2 separate regions of the Mus musculus genome follow, and region 1 is linked to region 2. The links are chromatin loops, found by intact Hi-C in ENCODE. Cell type or tissue: left cerebral cortex. All regions are shown on one strand.

The links. Hi-C counts contacts between places; a loop is a spot of excess contacts. Peaks named below come from ENCODE experiments on the same cell type or tissue, not always from the same donor. Only the 100,000 strongest peaks of a DNase experiment are listed, where the experiment ranks them.
Region 1: it touches region 2 in a loop (4-fold over the local background); 5 of 42 quality-filtered maps call a loop at or near these places.

The regions. Positions count from the first base shown.
Region 1 is chr16:17,026,502-17,034,501 of GRCm38, reverse strand. The region is part of intron 6 of Mapk1 (mitogen-activated protein kinase 1); the gene reads right to left. Among named protein-coding and RNA genes, the nearest start is that of Ypel1, 40 kb to the left of the region's middle. In left cerebral cortex, no CTCF peak of the experiment used is centred here; a DNase peak (open chromatin) is centred at 4,049; H3K27ac peaks cover 1,953 bases.
Region 2 is chr16:16,925,471-16,933,470 of GRCm38, reverse strand. Ppm1f (protein phosphatase 1F (PP2C domain containing)) reads right to left here. Exons shown (of 8, transcript NM_176833.4): 8 at 6,096-8,000. It also overlaps the pseudogene Gm46540. Among named protein-coding and RNA genes, the nearest start is that of Ppm1f, 33 kb to the right of the region's middle. In left cerebral cortex, no CTCF peak of the experiment used is centred here; DNase peaks (open chromatin) are centred at 2,970, 3,157, 4,291, 6,693 and 1 more place; H3K27ac peaks cover 5,819 bases.

The sequences.
Region 1 (8,000 bases), 100 kb before region 2:
CTGCAGGTCCAGGGAAACAGAGAGTGATTCAGGAAGATAACCAACATAGATCTTTGGTCTCCAGAAGTATATAAATAAATGAGGGCACCCATACAGCCATGCATACATATACTCATACACCATACCCACATACCCAAAGAAATTAAAAAGCAACTGAAGACATCTGATGACAACTTCATACAAATGCACAATAATGTGCATGCACACACACTGTCAGAACAAAGTGTTTCTCTTAGGTTCACTCCACAGTCATTCTGCACCCTCAAAAATATATTTTGACCAATCTACAGTTCATTCTCCCCCAAACTCTTTCTCCCCAATAAAACACACACACACACACACACACACACACACACACACACCACACACACACGGCTTCAAAGTTCATAGAAAACTTAATTTTTTAGGTCCTGGCTGATCTAGGTTCTGCTTTTGGACATGATAAATTATAATAACATAAAACTAACCAATATAAGATCTTTTCTTCAAATTAAATCCTAACAGAAGCCCAAGGTATAGAACAAACAAGACACCCTGTCTTGGGTAGTCACTTTCACTTTCAGAATCTCAAGCAATACTGAAAAATCCAAGTCTTAAGTCTAAAAACTTATCCCAAGTCTGGAAAAGAACTTATAACCAGTAAAGAATACCGCTTTTTAGATAATATGACACTAAAACAAGGACAAACTCCAAACATGGGTAATCTATTTAACAAAGAACCTCTTCTTACAGTGATTCTTAGTTACAGGTAGCAACATCAACCCCACCCATCTACTAATTGGTACATGCCCCACAGGACATATGCATGGTCAAGAACTCAGGCATCCTCAATCAAAGCTAGTTTCACTGAACACTTACTACACTGAGATATGCTGGGCAGTGGTGGCACATGTCTTTGACCCCAGCACTTGGGAGACAGAATCAGACAGAGTCAGACAGATCTCTGTGAGTTTACAGGGCAAATTCCAGGACAGCCAGGGCTACATAAAGGAGCCCCATCTTGAAAAACCAAAAACCAACCAACCAAAAACAACAAAAAAGAGCTGATCTGTTGTCTGTAGTGGGGTGAGACCTACCTACTTCCGGCTTCTCACCTCTAAGAGCCCTACAATTCTTTCCTAAGGATTTCCTTGAGAAATCTTTAAAGTCATTTGGGTTGGATGTAATGGCACTTGGCTACAAACCTAGCATTTAGAGATTGAGGCAGGAAGGAATATTTTGAGATTGAATTGGCCTGGTCTATATAGACAAGATTTTTCAAAACAAAAAACAAAACCAAGCCAAACCCTTACAGAGCATAATAAAATCCCTGCCTAAAGTAAAGCCTCTACCCAGTCAGGACATCAACTGTGCAGCAGAAATGCCTGGGAGACTGGAACCAATTCTTCCGACAGCACTAATTGTAAGTCTGTGGGATACTTACAGTCAGTTCAAACTTGTTGGCTTTCAGAAAGGCTCTTCAAGACAGACAGTTTGCAGCTAAAGCATTTCTAAGATACATATTCCCTCCAGTTAAAGTCTAGTAGGTCCTTAAACAACCAAGTAAAAATTTCAAAATATAATGCTTTCCCTACTTTAAAAGTAACTAAATCTCAGGTCCCTTTACCATACACATGGTTTCTCCATATTCACATCTACCAAAGGACAAAAGGAGAAAAATGGGAATCTGCTGCTAAGTGCTGATACCACAAGTACAAAGCCCAACTCCCCTCACCAGAGATCTGCAGCTACTGCTCAGTTGAATTGTGGCCATCTGTGTGTACATTTTCCCCCCAGTTTATTTCCCATAAAACACTGGATATCCTAAGGAAGCTGAGATTATATCCGACTAGGATTGTGGGTACCTTCTCAGAATCCCACATCTTCTAGTACTTTAAAAGGTTATACATACATACATAGCCAGCCAACTCCCATTCTCTTGCCCTATCTATCCTTGCCCTAGCCAGATCTGGGCATGCCAACCAGCTGCCATAGTTTTTCAGGTCCATTTTACCTGTTCAGTTAAATTCTCACCTTAGATCAATGCTGCAGCTTCAACTTGAGTTTCTGGACGGGGCCATTTAAAGAAAACAAATCTAATTCTATAAACTGTGACAGTAATAGTGCTCCTCAAACTGTCAGCTCTCATAACTCCTTCTTCACGATTCGCTCAAGTTATGCTGCTTGGAAAGCTGATACAGAAGAATCAAGTTCAAAGATACCAAGACTGCCTCAAAACCACCTCCATGGATCTATTTTAAAAGGCAGCTAATTCAGCTCACAGCTCCAGTAAGTGCCTAAGTACTTTTCTTCAAGAACACTTTAGATGTCTCATTTTATCACACAGAATATCCAAGACTTGTATTAAGTTTAGGATAACTCTTGCTATTTTGTCAAAAGTACACTTCCTTGCTCCTGGCAACATTTTCTTTTTTTCTTTTTTTTAAAAAAAGATTTATTTATTGATTATATGTAAGTACACTGTAGCTGTCTTCAGACACTCCAGAAGAGGGAGTCAGATCTCGTTACGGATGGTTGTGAGCCACCATGTGGTTGCTGGGATTTGAATTCCGGACCTTCGGAAGAGCAGTCGGGTGCTCTTACCCACTGAGCCATCTCTCCAGCCCCTGGCAACATTTTCAAGTGTGAAATTATGGTAGTGGAAGGAGCCCTAAAGATTGGTGCTGGTGCCGCATAAACCTGCGTGGTTTTATTTTTTATTTATTTTATTTTTTTATGACAGGGTTTCTCTGCATAGCCCTGGCTGTCCTCAAAGTCACAGCGATCCATCTGCACCTGAGGTGGAGACTTCAAGTGCACTGCCACCACCCAATCAGACTTGTCATCTTAGTAATGACGGTCATAATCACCAGTGCTTCAGCACCACGAAGTTGTGCCAGTCATTTCTGCCTCCAGTTTCCATGTCAAACCTTTCCTTCCCACTTGCTGTTTCAATCACACCCCTCCAGTGTGGTGTGAGTGCAGGTATACACAGCTGTGTACTAAGGTTGACACAAGTACTGGTGTATAACCTTGGGTGTCAGCCCTCTTTTTACACCTGTTTAAAAGACAGGGTCTTCTTTTTTTTTTCGAGACAGGGTTTCTCTGTATAGCCCTGGCTGTCCTGGACCTCACTTTGTAAACCAGGCTGGCCTCGAACTCAGAAATCCGCCTGTCTCTGCCTCCCAAGTGCTGGGATTAAAGGCGTGTGCCACCACTGCCCAGCAGACAGGGTCTTCTGTTCATCTCTATATACATTAGGTTAGCTGACCAACCAATTTCTGGGGATTTTTCCTGTCTCCACCTCCAAAGTTCAATCACAGGAAAGTGGGGATTATAGCTTTCCTGTGCTGTGACTGGTTTTACATGGTTGGAGAAATCTGAATTGAGGTCCTTTACTTTAATCAAGTACTTTACTGAGAGGTCACAATAGACCTCAATTATTTTTTAAAGGAAAAAAAAAAGATTAATTTTATTATATGTGTATTTGCTTCCATGTATGTTTGTTTGTGCACCAAGGGTGGGCTTCATACTTGTTGAGGTCACAAGGGACACCACAAAGATACTGGGAACTGAACCTAGGTACTCTTGCAGAGTGTTAAATGTTGAGTCATCTCTCCAGCCTTCAATCACTCTTATACAAACAGTCATCAACACTACCCTAACTGGAAAACCAACCTGTACTTTCCAGTCTGTATCTCGCTAGGCACTTTTCTGTTGTACATATGGACCATTCTCCGTATGTTTTTCTTTGTTAAGTAATTAACTGTTTTATTGAAGAAATATTTGTAGCTTACATCATGAACTTTGTAAAAAAAAAAAAAGTGTATATGAGTGTACACCTGAATGCCAGAAGAGGACATCAGATCATATTATAGAAGGCTGAAGCCACCACGTGGTTGCTGGGAACTGAACTCAAGACCTCTGAAAGAGCAAGAAGCACTCTAAGCTGCAGAGTCACCTCTCCAGCCTAGCAGTGAGTACCGTTAAACAAATGTACTTCATCACGGATTCTTTTGGAATTCATTTTCATGTATGAGGCATAATTTACACTAAATTTATTCCAAATAAAGATTTAACTACCATCTGCTGCAACCATCTCTCCTTCCCCCTCACTGATGTCATCTTGGAGAGAATTCTAACCTAAGACTGCTTTGGGAAAAAAAAAATAAGAAAAAAATAAAACCAAAAAAATAACTGCAAGTATTACTGGCTAAAAAATTCAGCATTATAAAACTTTGAACAAATATGTAAAAAATACTAAATATAACCCCCTCTATCCTGAGACAGGGTATCTCTGTGTAGCCTGGCTGCAAACCAGACTAACATCAAACTCAGAAAGCCACCTGCCTTTGATTTCTGAGTGCTGGGATCAATGACATCTGCTACCATGACTAGCTCAATTTCATCCTTAATTAAAGCTAAACAAATTAAATATTACATCCAGCCTCAATGTTGGCAGACTGAAAAGTAAGAACAAAATAAGTTGTTGGGACAAAATATCCAAGACAAAACGCCCAACTTTCCTTCAAAGACACTCAACCCATGTAATGTTATGGTCTGTTTCCCACAGCCTTAAGCAAACAACAGGTTTTGATGCCTGCTATTTTAATAAAGTGGGTTTCTTTAAAAGGGGGAAGACGTGGGGAAAGGAGAGTAATTATGGACTATCTGGGATTTATTATTTTGTAAAGATGAGTACCTTTCCTTATATTTAATAGTTCCTTTATCTATTATTATCATTATTTTTACTTTAGATCTCCACTATTTCAGCTAGAAAATTGAAATCTCGAGTTCCCTGATGTCATCCACTCAGTTTAGGTCATTTTCATACAAATTGGGGCTATTCGCTCCTTGCAAGTAGGTTCTTATTGTTGATTTTCTGTTCAGGGTTGTAGCAGCCAGGATGGTACAGAACAAATGCCCAAGACTTTTTGTTAAATAAACAAACAACTCTGTGAGATTAAATATAACACAAATCCTTGCAGTTCCTATTAATGAGAACATTGTATTTCTGTTTGCTGTTTCTTGCACCAGCTGACAGAATACTTTTTAACCCACCGAGTGTGACAGACTGTGGTTGGACCTAGTCTCTAACAAGATGTTGCACCTTCTGATGCCTTCTTCTGCAATGTTCTTGCCACCAGAAACCTAGTCAAGTCACAGTGAGCTATGGTGAGCTCTGCTCTACTGGAGACTGTGGCAGCCAGAAACCTCCCTGACTAGTGGAACCAGTCAAATGGACTTATGAACACATATTTGGTTGCTATTCCAAGTCCTAAGTTTTGAAATGGCTTGTTAAGGGGCTGGTGAGATGGCTCAGTGGGTAAGAGCACCCGACTGCTCTTCCGAAGGTCCGGAGTTCAAATCCCAGCAACCACATGGTGGCTCACAACCATCTGTAACGAGATCTGACTCCTTCTGGAGTGTCTGAAGACAGCTACAGTGTACTTACATATAATAAATAAATAAATCTTTAAAAAAAAAAAAAAGAAATGGCTTGTTAAAAACAATAAATACAACTCATGTGTGCTTTCATGTCCACTATGAGGCTAGATAAGGATGCTTATAAGGAATCCCCATAAAAGAATACTGTAATAGCTTCTGATATGGAAAGATCTTCAAAATATATGAGAGTTTTAGTCATGGGATCTTAGAATCCAGATTGTTTTATACATAAGAAAATTGAGGCCTAAGAGATATTAAGTAGTGTTTTACGGTAGTGCTTGGCTGCAGACTAAATGAACCCAGGAAACCTGGCTGTAGAAGCACACTGGCCCCATCTGCACACCTTTCTACCTTTCCCAGTGCTGCCACCTCCCTGGCTTTTTGTTGTTTGTTCCTAGACAGTTTTCCCAGGCTTTCCTAGACTTTTCACACAGCTCAAACTGGTTTTAAATTTGATCTTCCTACCTCAGCCTTCCAAGTTCTGGTATTATAGCCATGTATTTCATATAGCTCTTGGTTTAATTTCCTCTTTTTTTGAGTTAGGGTTTCTGTGTAGCCCTGGCTGTTCTGGAACTCACTCTGTAAAGCAGGCTGGTTTCAAACTCACAGGAATCTGCCTGCTTCTGTCTCCTGAGTGCTGCCTGGCTAATCTGTTTGTTTTTTTGTTTGTTTGTTTGTTTTTTAGAGACAGGGTTTCTTTGTGTAGCTCTGGCTGTCCTGGAACTCACTCTGTAGACCAGGCTGGACTCGAACTCAAGAAATCTGCCTTCTTCTGTCTCCCAAGTGCTGGGATTAAAGTCATGTAACACCACTACCCTGCTTGGCTTATATCTTAACCATCAAGTTTTCTAATGTCTAAACCCCCTAAGAGAGCACCTCTGAAAAGCAGATAAAATGCTCAGTACATGAAATACACAAGCCAATCTAAATGTAATGTGTAGTAAGTAATGGCTCATCTGGCCAAGCCTGGTGGAAGGAGAGAACCAATTCTTGCATGCTCTCTGACTTCTGAATATAAATAATAAAAAAATAAAAAAACAAATGATAGCTGGGCAGTGGTGGCGCATGCCTTTAATCCCAGCACTTGGGAGGCATAGGCAGGAGGATTTCTGAGTTCAAGGCCAGCCTGGTCTACAGAGTGAGCTCCAGGACAGCCAGGGCTACAGAGGAACCCTAACTTGAAAAACCAACCAACCAACCAACCCACAAAGTTTTTTTTAAAAGTTAATGAATCGTGTGGGTCAAGTTCCAATTTTTAAAATAGAACAATTAAATAACCACGATTCTACATACCTAACTTTGTTATAGCCACAAGATGCTAAAAGCTATTTTAGAAAACTGGACCTGGTGGTTTAGGAATATGATCCCAGAAAGTGGGAACTGAGGCCAACCTTGCTATACAGTAAGACCTTGTTATAAACAATCCCCACCCCCAATTTTGAGATTCTTGTAATTAGGAATATTTCTTTTATATTTCCAAACATTATCTGTGATAACATATTGTACTGTATCAGAGACAGAAGGAGTTTCTAAATCTTAACTCAGGTCCATGCATTTCCTGGCTATCTAAGTTAAACGTTTCTGGGCTGGGAAGATAGAACAGTAGGTAGAGTGATTGCCTGGACATAGTAAGGACCTGATTTCAATCCTCAGAGTGCACTAAAAGTCAGGAGGATAAACAGAACCCTGGGGCTTGCTGGCCAGGTAGAGACACTGTTAAAAAAAAAAAAAGGTGGATGGTGACACCTGAGGGTTTCTCTTGTCTTATAAGATTAGCAGAGTACAAACTCTCTCTCAGCTAGACACTAAAGAGGAGGGAGAGAATGAACGAACACAATAACATGTAGAAACTGAGCTCCCAGCAGATGACTACTATAAAACCATCAATGGCAAGTCAGATGAATGCACCGAAAGGAAAAGAGTGGAACCACTGACAATGATGTTGGGCTAGAGAGATGGCTCAGTGGTTAAGAGCACCGACTGCTCTTTCAGAGTCCTGAGTTCAATCCCAACAACTACACGGTGGCTCGCAGCCATCTATAATGGGATCTGGTGCCCTCTTCTTGTGTGTCTGAAGATAGCGACAGCGTACTTACATACACGCAATAGAAGCTAATTTCAAATTCTAAAAATATGCCTGCAATATAAAAACTTTTATAAAAATTAAAATACTACATTTTTTAAAGTAAAAAAAAAATCTTAGGTAAAAATGTGCATGTACATTTTTATCCATAAAGACACAAGGATGAGCTGTTATGGCAATGAGCTGCCTTCTCCTTGGCCCATTCAGATCCTCTCAACACTGTCTACTTGAGTCAACTGTGTGTCTATGTATGAGAGAGGAGAGAGGGAAGGACGGTGGAAGGAAGGGAGGGAGAGACAAACAATCTATCAGGTTCTTTTCAAGAGTGGTCTACAACCTCACCCAATGAACCAGCTTTCCAGTCTAACACATTTTAAATAAAATACCCAATAGTTACGAGTTAACTTGTTCAGTTTTCAAGCTGGAGCCTGATAATTTAGCCAATACAATAAGTAAATCTAAAGCTAAGTTTAAGAAAAAACATCAATGA
Region 2 (8,000 bases):
AAAAATAGTAATATAAGGCCTATAGTAGCTAACATCCAGAGGTAACTGATTTTGTTGTAGTGAGCACTAGTTTCCAGCTATCTGAGGCCCCTGCAGGTGTCCACAGTCCCCTCACGAGGCCGCCTGATGCCGCCTCTGCCTCAGGACTCTGTGCTTTAGGAGACTGTTAGGTTGTTAGGTAAAATGGCTTTTTTTTTCATTCTTTTCCTTTTAATCAAGGAAGGGCCTGCTGTGGACCAATAAGATAGCTTCTTATGTCCATGCTGTCTTATTCACTTGTGGTTGAGTTAATTGTAGAGAAAAGTAACAGAAATTGACTGGATAAAGAAAGGAGGTGGACATGGAACTAATGTGGGTGTCTAGCCCCAAGCCTCAGCAGCCAGCCACGGGTCTGCACGGTTCTTTTGCATCAAGAAGTTAATTTTTCGAGCCATTTCCATGTTGTGGATCCTCCAGCACGTTTCATAGCTGTTTTGCTGGTGGCAGTCACAAGGCTTCTCATAGTACTGTCGTCGCTTTATGACTGCAGTAAGGTGGTGAGGATTCTGTTCACCTTCCATGTCCCCTCCTGAACCATCACAGTCCTGGCAATGAACTTCAGATGTTTAGCTGTGGCCTTGATTTTAAATCTTCATTCTTCAGGGCCTGGGCTCTCTGAATTCGGATTCCTCAACCCTCCACAAAATGACTCTTTTGGGTGTGTGTTTGGTGTGTGTTGTGTATATATTTTGTATGGTGTTTGCATGTATGAGGGCTGCCTCAGGTGTCATTCCTCAAATCCCACCCACTGTTCTTATATTTTTCTTTAGAGAGAGGGTCTTTCGATGACCTGGAATTCACCAAGTATGCTAGGCTGGTGGGATGTGCTCTCTTGGTTGTCAAGGTGACTGAATGTACCATCAACTAAGTGCTGGACACTTTTTCCCTATCCTTCCCTCCTTTCTTTTCTTTTTTTGAGACAGAGTCTATGTAGCTCTTCCTGGCCTGGAACTTGCTGTGTAGCTGAGGCTGGCCTGAACTCACAGAGATCTATCAGCTTCTGCCTCCAAAGTGATGGGATTAAAGGTGTGTACCACCATCCTTCTTTAAGGGAGTTCTTGGTTATATTATTTAAAATGGGCCAGGCAGGGGTGGCACACACCTTTAATCCCAGCACTTGGGAGGCGGAGGCAGGCGGATTTCTGAATTTGAGGCCAGCCTGGTCTACAGAGTGAGTTCCAGGACAGCCAGGGCTACACAGAGAAACCCTGTCTCAACACCCCCCCCCCCCAAAAAAAAAGTAAGACTCATACTAAATGTGGATGGAAACTTAGAAGGGAGATAAAAGAAGGAAGCTTGCTTTTTGCCTGTCTGCCTTCATTCTTGCTGGCAAACTCATCTGTTCTGTTGCTGCAACTGCTGAACTCACTGATATCAGAACAAGCTTTTTAAGACTTCTAATGCAGACTGAAGACTGGTAGCTGTCAGCCTACCAACCCTCGGATGACAAACTACCAGATTCTTGACCATTTTTGGCGTGACATAGCCATTGTTGAACTACCTAGATTGCATGTTATACATTAGTCTAGTAAGTCTCTTTTTAATATATATCCAACCATTGCTTCTATTCTCCCAGAGAATTGTAATATAGCTGGGTAGCTGAAGGGCCCCAAGAATTCCTCCTGTCTGAGTCCCCATACACCATCAAGTCTGGCTTTTTAAAAACATAGCTTCTAGGGTCTGAACTCAATCCCTAGGCAAGGCAAACACTTTACCAAGGGAGCTATCTCCCTAGCCTCTTGTTTTGATTTTTTTGAGACAAGGTCTCCCAATATAGCCCAGGCTAAGCAGCTCTCTTTTTTGGCCTCCCAAGTGCTGGGGCCCATCTGAAGTCCTCTTTGACCTATCTTTGATTAGCTTAGAGCCCATCCAGGTCCCAGACAAGTTAATAAGGCTGAGATGTAGGACTCCAGTGTGGAGATCTGTGGTCAAATCAGATAACAGCTTGCTAATCAGGATTTCTGCCTCTTTTTCTGGCTCTGCTACATTCTAGACCCAGCCTGGGAGACCTGGTTTTCAGGTTCCCTTCCTCAGGAGGAAACTCTTGTTTGATGGACATAACGCCTCTCCCCTCCTCTCCCCAGCACACCATGGCCCCCACTCTTTCTATTAGCTTTAGCTTGTTTCCCTCCTGGTAGAGTCTAACACATACCCTGCTCTATCCTGGTAGCTCAGTCCTTTGGATGAATTGCCTCCACTACACCCATCTACCCGTCACACCTCACTTGTCCTTCTTGCCTCCCCCACTCCCATCTGGTGGCTCTGAGTGAGTGTGTCAAGCTACATGCAGTTGGAGGACAGGGGGAATGCAAACCACCATCTGGAGATTCAGATACACGAGTCGACTCATCAGGAACAGCAAGGCAGCATATACTTAAGGAGGTTCTGCCAGGGGCTCTGGAGGAGTTGTGTGGGTGTGGGGAGGGGAAGACAGATGGATGCGTGGGCAGCAGGGGCAGGGCCTGATCAGAAACCCCCAGATTTGCATGCTGGCACTATCTTCTTCTGGGCTTGTTGCCTAGTGGGCAGCTGTGTCCCCTGGGGGCAGGGAGTGCTGGGGACAGGGTAGGCATCAGCCCACTAGTCAGCGAAAAGATATTTGTAGGGGAGAGGAATGGTTTATAGGTTGTAGGGAGATGTGAGAGGGTGGGTTGTAGGAGGGTATGCATTGTGTACATGAGTGAAATTGTGAAAGGACAAATTAAAAAAAAAAAAAAACAGACTCTATTTGCCTCTTGCCTGGTTCTGCCACTCTGCAGCCCCGGAAACCCTGTCCCCACTGCCCCAGACCCAACAGCAGCAGGTTATGTTGCATCCCATAAAATATAGTCTAACAGCAATGGGATGGCCAGTCTGGGGGTGCTGGGGAAGGGCTAAGAGGAACACAGCAGACAAGGCTGGGGAACAGGAGAGGGGTCCCATAAGGCAGAGTAGACAGGGCCTGGGCTGAGCCTGTGCTTGGGAGGAAGGAGTGCAGCCGGGCTAGGATGGTAAGCCCTAGCAAGCCGAAGGCACACAGGCCTCTCCTAGTTCTCAGGATCAGTTAAGGATACTTAAAAAGCAGAAATGATGTTTATCAGAAGACTTCTTGACTTGACAGTTCACACAGTAACAGGGTTTCTTCTGGCATCTCACACATCCTTAGTTTTGGATGGCCCATCCTATCCTCACTAGCATTCTGAGGCTGTGCTTCATGCAGGCAGCTTCAATGCTCTCTGAGGCTCCCAAGGAAGCTCAGGAAGAGGCTGTTACCTGTTACTTCTCCCCCTGAACCCCTCCCCCTGTTTCATGAAGGAATCACAAACCAAATGATAGAAACTAGAGACTCTGAAAATTGCCCCTTCCTCGGGTTGAAGAATTGCCCATGTAGACTTTGCAGGCAATGTATCTTCCACTCTTGGTGAAGATTTGGTAGGTGGCTTTTTGTGGGACGCCCTGTTATCCCTTGGGAGTTGTGTGCCATGTCAGGATGATGTCTGCTACGTGGCTGGACTGAGACCCTCTCCTGCTGATTCTCAGTCATCTTGACTTGAAATGATGTATTAATCCTTAAGGGTACTGAGGCAGCTTTCAGTTGTCCTGAAGAGTGGTTTCTTGTGTACTGGGGGCTCCAGTCCACTTGACTCTGCATGTGCTTATTGCACTGAGACCTTTGGGAGCAAATTCCACTCTAACAGCTACTGGCTGTCTCCAAGGTGGGTGAGGGCACAGAAGTTGAGTCAGAAGTCACTGTGGAGGATGGAGGGCTGCAGGTCTAGAGTCCAATTCGGAGTTCAGTGGATCCAAGCTGATCTCTCTTAAAGGCCACTTGCTGTAATTGTTCTGAGGCAGGTCCCTCACCTGTTAAGGCAAGTCCTGAAGGACCAGTCTCCTTAGCCATAGGGCTCTATAGTTGCAGGCTTTTCATTACAACAGTGAGCCTTATCTAACAGGCTCCCCTCAGATGCTGTCCTTCATACCCTGATTTAGCTACCTGGACTGTGGATCCAGACACTCTGAGTCTTATTATTTCTTATGTTACCAGCTGACCTCTCACCAGTAGCAGCAGCTGCTTCCTCCTCCCACCCTACCTCTTCCACCACCTTCTCCTCTTCTTTTAAGTTTTGGGTTTTCAAGACAGCATTTCTCTGTAGATCAGGTTAGCCTCAAACTCAAGAGATCACCCTACCTCTGCCTTCCTTAGTGCTGTGATTAAAGGTGTGTGCTACCACATCCAACCTAAAGCATACTCACTACAAGTCAGTTGCTCTTGGTAAACATGTTTCTAGACTTAGCACACACCACCTTTTAACTTGGCTCAATTATAGAACTGTGTTTAAATCCTGATGCACAGCACTGTGCTGCAGCTTTGTTTCCATAGCAACCCTAAGCTCTTTATGACTCCCTTTAGAGGAAGATTTTTTTTTTTTTTTTTTTTTTGGTTTTTCGAGACAGGGTTTCTCTGTATAGCCCTGGCTGTCCTGGAACTCACTCTGTAGACCAGGCTGGCCTCGAACTCAGAAGTCCGCCTGCCTCTGCCTTCTAAGTGCTGGGATAAAAGGCGTGCGCCACCACGCCCAACTAGAGGAAGATTCCTAAGTGTTTTTTTTTTTTTTTTTTTAAGATTATTTGGTGTTGTGGCTTGAGTATGAAATGTCCCCAGAAATCTGAATACTTGGTCCTCAGCTGGTGGCACTGTTTGAGGTTATGGAACCTTCAGGAGTTACAATGGAGGGGTGGTGGTGGTGGGTCACTGGGGGTGGACTTTGATGGTTTATAGCTGGCCCTGCTTCCTGGTCTTTTCCTGCTTCCTGTGTGGATGAGATCTGCTCTTCTGAGCTGCTGGGTTGGCCTCACACTCCTGACATGCCTTCCCTGCCCAGACGGACTGTGAGCCAAAATGAACTGTCTTCTATCACTTGATTTTGTCAGGGTTTTAGTCACAACAATGTGAAAGTAACTAATTTATTTGAGTATTTCCAGATAATAAACCCAAAATGTGGATTTTTAACATTTGCCTGTTCTACTGAAATAAAATGAGACTGAAAACAAAGGCATGTTTGCTGTATTAAGAAAACAGAATTTAGGGGAACATGTGAACAAGAAAAAGGAATCACCCACAACCCTGTCTCAGAGCCAGCAGTGATGCTCAGTAAACTCACCAGGGGCCTAGGGCTGTGCTTCCCACTCTGCATCCCATCTTCTGAGAGCTTCTGCCCTTGGCCCTGCATGCAGGATGTGGCAAGTGCCAGGCAGAGGGCAGGGTGGAGGCAGAAGAAATGCCTGGTGCTTTAGTGTCCATGCAAGTGGTCCTTGAAATACTGTGAGGGTCTATGCCCACAGGTGGCCCCAGCTGACTGTTGACTGGAGGACCTTGTGCTCAGTGCCCAAATGCTTGAGGCATTTCAGGCTGTGAAGAGGCACTGTAGATGCTGCTAGGTTCCTCAGGGGCCTGACCCCTCTTTACTACCCCTCTGGACCCCATGGCTGGTAGGATGGACAGTCTCCCTAACCCTAACCCAGGACCAGCTCCTCAGCAGCTTCCAAACATACCCTGGATGCCAAGAGGACCCCAAATCCAAAATGTCTCATGAAGTCTCAGGTTTTCAATGCTTTGTCCCAAGTACCAAGTTGTTGGCACTATTTTGGGAAATTGTGGAAACCAGTATGCAGGACTTGGCTTTTGGAAGCTCATCACATCCTGTGGGTCCCTGGTCATTTCTTTTCACTCTTCCTGGGTTGGCTTTGCGGTAGATAGCCATGAAGTCTGTCACATGTTCCTGCTCAAGCACATGGGATCAACCATGGGCTAAACTCTCTAGAACACCTTTTGTTGTTGTTGTTTTGTTTTTCAAGACAGGGTTTCTCTGTGTAGCCCTGGCTGTCCTGGAACTCACTCTAGACCAGGCTGGCCTCGAACTCAGAAATCCACCTGCCTCTGCCTCTCAAGTGCTAGGATTAAAGGCGTGTGCCACCACGCCCAGCTTAGAACACCTTTTAAAATACTTTTTCTGTTGAGTATTTTGTCAGGGATACAGATGTTAACTATAGACAGACGCACAGGGAAGAGATCCAAGTGGCACTCAGGAATCTTGAATATATGGTTTATTGACACCAGTACAGGGCCCCATGGGAAGACGTCCTATGAGCTCATCACCTTGGGAGTTGTCCCTAAGACTAAAGAAACACGGTGTCTTAGAACAAGACTCCCAGGAAGACCCCTGAAATAACCCTTGGCAAGGCCCACATGGCATGTAAATGGCAAAGCTTGGTGTGTTTGGTGAAGCTGAAGAGTCCAGTGAAAGCACAAGACTCCAGAGGATGGTCCCTGGAGGCTACAGAAGCTGAATCAAACCAGAAGCCCAGCTTGCTTCACACAAATTGGCCTGGCTTCCGTAAGTATGGCCAGAGCCATCCTCCTGGCCTTGAGAATACAGTTGAGGTAGCCAGGACACCCATGCCAAAACTTAGCATCAGGAGAGGGGGGCACTGCATGCAGAAGAACCCAAAAGGGCAGGGGCAGACAGATCATGGTGAATGCAGGGCTTTTAAGACCTCTAGGTGTTGGTGCCTCCCTCACCATGAGTTCTGGAGACGCCCAAAGCTATGCTGCAGATCCCTTGCTTCAACACTCCTGAAAGCCTGCTTGTGCCCTCCCACCTCTTAACGCCTCCAGGCCTTGGTTGGGAGGCAGCTGTACCTGCAAAGGCAGGCTGACGGCTTCAGCTTTTGTATCTGTGTAAGACACTGGCGCCTGTAACTCAGCTCTGTTCCAGCCCACTTAATTTTAAGAATAGACACTAATAATACTTAACCCCTCTCTGCTGCTGGTGGAGGATGGGCTCCCGTGCTCTGGCAGCTCCTGGTAATGCTATGCATGCCCTCCATGCCTTTCCCTGAGGCCTGAGAGGTGCAGTGACTGGTTCCGCTCACACAATGTGATGGTGGCAAAGAGGGGGACTTGAGCTCACAGCCACCCTTCTCCCTGTTCCTTCCCTGAGCCTCTACTAAGCCACCCATTATCCTGGCTAGGGGATTCTTTTGGGAAGAGACTCTGAGGAGGAGGTGGCCAACAAGTCTTGTAGGCTTGGTACTGGCAACTCCAGTCCAGACAAAAAGAGTTCTCTGTACCTAGGAACTCGCTCAAGGCCAGCCCTCAACAGTAGGAGAATGTGGTCTTCCTTGGCCACTAGATCAGGATGGAGCAGTGCCTGATGTTGGTCCCAGACCATTGCCAGACAGGGGGAAGGGTGGGGGAGGCACTCAGACAAGCCTGGGAAAGGGGCTTCCCTTTACACTGAGGCCTTGATATTTGGCACATCTTTACATGCGAGTATGAATCCAGACCACCAAGGAGGCCCAAATTCCACTCTTACCAGCAATGATCAGGTTAGCAAAAATGGGAGAAAACCAAAATCAATTTATCTCCCTCTATGAAGGTCACTGCTACAGGCAGGCTGGACCAACAACCACACCCTGTGTTGAGATGGCACTGAGGATGCTGGATTCTGACACCCCCCCCCCCCCCGGAAGGCAGCAGGCCTTCAAGTTAAGCAATACCTAGCTATTAGGTGGGCAGCCATCTGAGTGATCACGTTCCTATCAGGAGACTTGATCAAGGAATCAACTACATGGCCCCAGCTCTTCCATCCCTGCTGTGGGAATGGGTAAATGGCAAGCATACAGGTGGGTGCCCAGCTGCATTTGGCTGGCTCGCTCTCCTACTGCTGGAAGTGAACTTGCCTCAGAGGAATAAGTATGAGCTCCCTTGCTTCTTTTCAAAGAGGGCTTAGGTGCAATGAACAAAGCTCTGCAAGTCTTGCTAGGGCTTTCACTCTACAGGTGAACTATGTCTCCTTCATGGGGACCTACCTCACAGCCACCCTTCTTCCTACTGATCCTTCCCTGAGCCTCTGCTAAGCCACCATTATTCTCTGGACCTGCCAGTGTCTGCAGAGAGCAGCCTTGACTCGCTTGGCCCT